Linked DNA regions of Homo sapiens: region 1 is linked to region 2. A link is a loop called in an ENCODE intact Hi-C map of the cell type or tissue named here. Cell type or tissue: PC-9. All regions are shown on one strand. Links, peaks and the distances in the headings refer to the core of each region. The heading gives the core; the rest is flanking DNA. Region 1 overlaps LIPG (lipase G, endothelial type). Region 2 overlaps LOC105372112 (a long non-coding RNA gene).

The links. A loop is a pair of places that touch in the nucleus more often than their neighbours do. Peaks named below come from ENCODE experiments on the same cell type or tissue, not always from the same donor. Only the 100,000 strongest peaks of a DNase experiment are listed, where the experiment ranks them.
Region 1: it touches region 2 in a loop (6-fold over the local background); 4 of 110 quality-filtered maps call a loop at or near these places.

Annotation. Positions count from the first base shown.
Region 1 is chr18:49,562,225-49,565,132 of GRCh38, forward strand. LIPG (lipase G, endothelial type) reads left to right here. Exons shown (of 10, transcript NM_006033.4): 1 at 1-181. The coding sequence starts at 85. Among named protein-coding and RNA genes, the nearest start is that of LIPG, 1.6 kb to the left of the region's middle. RefSeq lists an enhancer at 40-540. In PC-9, for the core only: no CTCF peak of the experiment used is centred there; DNase peaks (open chromatin) are centred at 411 and 1,187; H3K4me3 peaks cover 2,500 bases; H3K27ac peaks cover 1,955 bases.
Region 2 is chr18:49,655,117-49,658,024 of GRCh38, forward strand. All of the region lies in intron 1 of LOC105372112 (a long non-coding RNA gene), which reads left to right. Among named protein-coding and RNA genes, the nearest start is that of LIPG, 95 kb to the left of the region's middle. In PC-9, for the core only: no CTCF peak of the experiment used is centred there; a DNase peak (open chromatin) is centred at 1,165; H3K4me3 peaks cover 567 bases; H3K27ac peaks cover 1,802 bases.

The DNA.
Region 1 (2,908 bases), core at 160-2,659, 93 kb before region 2:
CCGGCCGGGATTGCTGGAAACACCAAGAGGTGGTTTTTGTTTTTTAAAACTTCTGTTTCTTGGGAGGGGGTGTGGCGGGGCAGGATGAGCAACTCCGTTCCTCTGCTCTGTTTCTGGAGCCTCTGCTATTGCTTTGCTGCGGGGAGCCCCGTACCTTTTGGTCCAGAGGGACGGCTGGAAGGTAACGTGAATTTGTTTTTATTCCCCCCAGCCACTTCTCTGTGCTGGGTCCCCTCTGTCTTGCTGATTCTTCAAACCCTCCTTGTTCCTATGAAATTCTTCCTTTCCCACTGCGCTGCCCATTCTCTCCTCCAATCCACCTTGGAGTCCACCTGTCTCTCTGCTGGTCTGATGGGGGCATTCCCGGCAAGTCATGCAAAAGGCAAAGGCTGGCAGGGTGCGCTGGCTCTTGCCAGCCCTCCCACCCCCACCTCCTTCCCTTATACGGCTCCCTAAGCCAGTGCTGGTGCTGTCCAGCCAGCCGAGCGGCCTGGCAGCAGCTCTGAAACCTTGTCCTCATGCCTGAACCTGGAGGTTTGAGAGGCAAGAAGGCTGTCAGAGCTGTGTCTCCTGGAGCTGCCTTTTAATCTTGGTGTAGGTGTCTTGAAAGTTCAGGTGGCAGGGTAGCTGGCTTTGGTTTGATTCGTGCTTGCAGGGAGCGTCTGGTGGGTCGCTTGTGCTTAGAAGCTGCCGGGCCTATTCCCCCAGGTTGCCAGCCTTTTCCTCTTCAACACTCTTGTGCTCCCCCGACTCTTCCTCTTCCCACTCCTCCTCCCTTTCCTCCTCCTGGCTTTTAGCTTCTCTTCCTCTTGGGTTCTGTATGGCAGCCTTTGCCAGTGGAGGCAGCTTGCCCTGGGGGAGCCAGAGTCAGTCAGCTCTGGGGGAGTCAGAATCAGAGTGAGAACTAAGTCAGCTGATAAGCAGTGGAGGGCTGGGGAGCCTCTAAACTGAACCCCATCATCTCATCTTCTAGTCTGCTGAGGTTGTGCCAAATGGTCTGTGTGGGCTTGTGTATGTGTGGGAGGGTTACTGTGAATGAATGGAAAGCCTTGCTTTACTCAACATGTTTCCAACTCTGGTGCTAACTAGAAGCATTGCCTAGGGCAGGTCTCATCTCTGGCTCCTCACCTGTAAAATGCTAAAGTTCCTTCTAACTTCTGTGTTCTGGGCCTCTGAGTATGTGTGAGTCATTTCCTTCATTGCAAAAAGTATTTACTGCATACCTACTTAGTGTCAGACACTATTCTGGGAGCAGGGGAGAGAGCAGTGGACAAAATAGATGGCAATCTGTGCCCTTGTGACACTTACATTTCAGTGGTGGGAAGACAGACAGTGCACTGATTAAAGTATCAGTGGTGCTCAGTATTATGGAGAAAAATCAAGCAGAGGAGGAAGGTGGGGCATGTTGGTGGGGGAAGGTGGTGCGATTTTATGATGTGGTCAGGGAAGGCCTTTCTGGAGAAGTTGACCATTGAGCAAAGAGCTGAAGGGGGTGAGAGAAGGAGCCATGAGGACATCTGGGTGAGGAACAATCAGAAAGTCCCAGAGGCTGAAGTGACCCAGGCCAAAAGTAGTAGGAATGTACCTAGAGAACTTTGGGGTCAGAGCAGGTCAGACTCTAAGAGGAAGAGTCTTTGTCCATATGTGGGTTTATCCGCAGATCTGTCTCAGGAATCCAGGAGACTTCTTTTCTCCTAGGTTTCCCCATCTGGCCTCTGCATGAGTGGCTATCTGGGTAGAAGGTGGGGAGTTGTCGAACTCATTATGTCCGTGGTTCAAATTTCTGCTGGTTGGGGCTTTTGTTCATTACTTTCATGACGGTTAACCTGACTTCCGCTCATGTGCATTCAGCAGCATTTTCTGGAACCTTATCCCTCTTACATCTGCTGCATTCTTCCCCCTCTCTCCCTCCTTTCCCCTCCGCCCTCTCCACCACTATATCTCTTTCCTTTTGGTATCTTCTTCCTTTTGCTTCTTAACTCTGAGATAAATTAACTCCAAGATGGTCATTTGGCATCTTTCCCTGCTGGGTGATAGGAGAGTTTGATACTCTCACTTTCTAGCCAGTTATCCAGTGATGCATCCCAGGATGGCTGAAAGAGTGCTGGGTGGGGTCCATTTATGACTTTCTGAAACGGTGTCATGATGACAGCACCTACTTAGTGTTAAGCCACAGTGGCCATCAGTGACATGAGCTGCACTTTGGGAGCAGGGCCGTCTCCTAGGTGGCACTGTGCATGAGCAGTGAAGCTGGAAGGGGGGATTTTTGTTGCTTTTAGGAGTTTCTCCATGGCTTTAGTCATTTACTTAACAAACCAGATGAATGCCTGGCACATGCCATCACTAGAAAGGGCACTGAGGATGCCTGAGTTTCCCTAGATGGGAACACTAGGGGAAGCCTATTTTCCAGCAGGTCAACAGCCTCTTGCCTCCAATTCCAAAATCCACAAACTCTCAAAATTGGAAAATGTGTTTGGTAACTTGTTTGGCAGCAAGACCTGGCCTTACCTGATCTGAACTTATTTGGCAGCAAAAACCTGGCCTGAGATAACAGGAGGCTATTGGTTATCTTTATATTTGCCCTCAAATGTGAGTGGTTATGTATTCTCTGCAGAAATATTAGGATGTTTGATCCAGGGGGAATAGCCCAGGCCCCACTGGCAGCATTATATAATATATGGTGTATGCTCCATGATGCCTTTCTAAAATCTGAAAACTTCTAAATTCTGAAACTCACCTGGTCCCAAGCATTTCAGAAAAAGAACTGAGAACCTGTACTCTAAAAGTAGGAAGGAAGTAGAACTCCTTTTGATAGGAAAGAAGAGGGAAATGCAAGAGAGAGATCTATTTATTTCAGAGTGACAGTAATTAATACTAGTGACTAATTAATACTCTTTAAGTATAAATG
Region 2 (2,908 bases), core at 178-2,677:
TTAATTTGGGGAGGGGTCAAAATGTTGCCTGTTGTCTTGTATGTGCTGCCTACAACCCATTTGGAATATAGAGGGCAGAAGGGGGGACTCTGCAGCCCCTCCAGACATCCCTGCTACGAAGGTGGAATATCTTGATTGTGCGTGGATTTCGTTATCACCCAGGTAGCTGCTTGCCATTGTAACTGACTTCTCCTTTCAGCTCTTTAATTGGTTAAAATGTTCTAAGACCTCCTTCATGTTGCGTCCAGCCTCAGAAAACAGATCAGAGTTGTCCTCCCCAAGAGGAGTAGGCCACAGAGTTATTACCATGAGAGCAGCTGCTGGGTCTTGAGGATCCCGCCACAAAAGGACAAACACAATGTGTTGGGAATGTCGGAGAACCACAGTTTTCCCCCTTTACCAGGAATCATGCCGATGATGGTGGCTGCCATTTATTGAATGTTTACAGTGAGTATTTTCTCATTTAGTCCTTCAAAGCACTTCACAAGATAGATTCTCATTTTATAACTAAGAAAACAAAGGCTTGGACAGGTTAAGTAACTTGTCTAAGATCACACAGCCAGGACAGTGGGAAAGGGGTGACTGCGCGATGTCTGATTTTGAGTCTATGTTTGTGACTATTAGTTATTCTACTCAGGGTGACCGGCAATCCTGCTTTACTTTGGACTGTCCTGGTTCCAGCACTTGAAGTCCCATATTCTGAGACACTCCTCAGTTCCAGGCAAACCTGGACAGCTGGATTTACTTCCTTGGCAGTGACAGTCCTCTTTCCACTGAGCGCTCAGGGGTCCGTGTGTTCTTCACACCTGGATGGTCACCTGGGTGCGGTTGAGGCTGGGTATTTTCCATAGTGGCCCCCGGGCAACAGTAGGCACATAATTGGTACCAAAGGAAAAAAAATCCTAGTGGAGTTAATGAGTGAATAAATGACTAACGTCACCTACAGCAACTACTTTCAGATTATGTATTGTGAGTCAGGCACTGTTAGGTGCTGTGGGAAATAAATAAGTGAGTTTCAGCTAAATAACTGAGTAATGTGAGTAACTGAATTGCACTCTAGTGTAGAGACTTGCACTGTTGGCGGTGTCAACAAAGATTCATGAAGGGATATTGCACCGCAGGCTTGATGGCTTTAATAACCCACAGCAGTAACGCCACTCTGTTTCGGTAGATCCTGAAGTTGATAAGCCTAATCCCTCACACGGTCTAATTCTTCTGCCTCCCAGCAGATGTGTGAGATATTCAACGCCGCTTCACAGGCAGGGAGAGTGAGTCAGAAAGGAACACAAGCTCATGATCTAAAGCTGTGATTGCATAGTGGCGGCCCTCAGGCCACCTCCAGGCCACTGTTGTGTTTTGTGGTCTATATAATTTTTTTAAACAAAATTGAATTGGTGACTCACACCTGTAACCCCAGTACTTTGGGAGGCTGAGCCCAGGAGTTCAAGACTAGCCTGGGCAACATGGCAAGACTTGGTCTCTACAAATAATAAAAAAAAAGTAGCCGGGTGTGATGATGCCCACCTGTGGTCCTAGCTACTTGGGAGGCCGAGGTGGAAGAATCACTTGAGCTGGGGCAGTTGAGGCTGCAGTGAGCCATGATTATGCCACTGCACTATTGCATGACAGTATTTGAAGACTGGAAGATTTTGCATAAAAATCTGAATTTCTAGTCCCTCTCGATGAAATGGAAGATATGACAGCCCTGTGTTCTCAATCATGGCTGTCACTTGTGATGAGGCATTGACCCTTCAGTTTTCTCATTTCCAGGGCAGTCCTGGCCTGTGTTACCTGAGGCATCAAAACGAAGAGACCACAAGGTAAAGAAAGTATCTCCAGTGGAAGAAGACATGTGACTATAGCAGCCTCAGGGACCCCAATGGTTGTCCCATGTTCCAAAGGATCAAGAACACAGTTGTGAGGAAAAGCCACCTCTGCCAAGGCCAGAAGCAGACCCCTTTCTCCTTCAGGAATCTAGATGCTGTCCCTGACTTCTCCTTTTGCATCATCTTTGTTCTCCTCCTGTTTAGTCAAGTCATAAAACAAACTTTTGGTTTTTTCCAATTAACCATTTCCTTCAGTAAGCGGCAACGCCACTCTTACAGGTGTTCAGGCCAAACACTTTGGAGTCCTTCTTGACTCTCTTATACCCCACCTCACTGCCTGTTTCTGCCATCCTGGTGCAGACCACCATCAGCTCTTGCTTGGGACACCGTGGAAGCATCCTGATTGCTCCTCCTGCTTCCATCCTCACCCTGCTGCTGCCTATTCCCAGCGCTGCTGGGGAGGGATCCTGTCAAACCATAAATGGGATAGCCAGGCACAGCGGCTCACACCTGTAATCCCAGGGCTTTGGGACAGTGAGGAGGGAGGATCGCTTGAGCCCAGCAGTTCAAGACTGCAGTGCCCCATAATCGTGCCTGTGAATAGTTACTGTACTCTGGCCAGGACAGCATAGCAAGACCCTGTCTATACAATTAAAAAAAAAATTAGCTGGTGCACACCTGTAGGCTGAGGTGGGAGGATCACTTGAGCCCAGGAGCTCGAGGTTATAGTGAGCTGTGATTGCACCACTGCATTCCAGTCTGGGCAACAGAGCAAGACCCTGTCTCTAAATACACACACACACACACACACACACGCACACACGGCCTGATGCAGTGGCTCATGCCTGTAATCCCAGCATGAGCTCAGTATATATTTAAATACACACACACACATATATGGCCTGGTGCAGTGGCTCATGCCTGTAATCCCAGCATGAGCCCAGTATATATTTAAATACACACACACACACACACACATATATATAATTTATATTATATATATTATATATTTGTATATATATTTATATATATATATATATATAGAGAGAGAGAGAATGAGAGCAAGAGCGAGCGAGACTGGT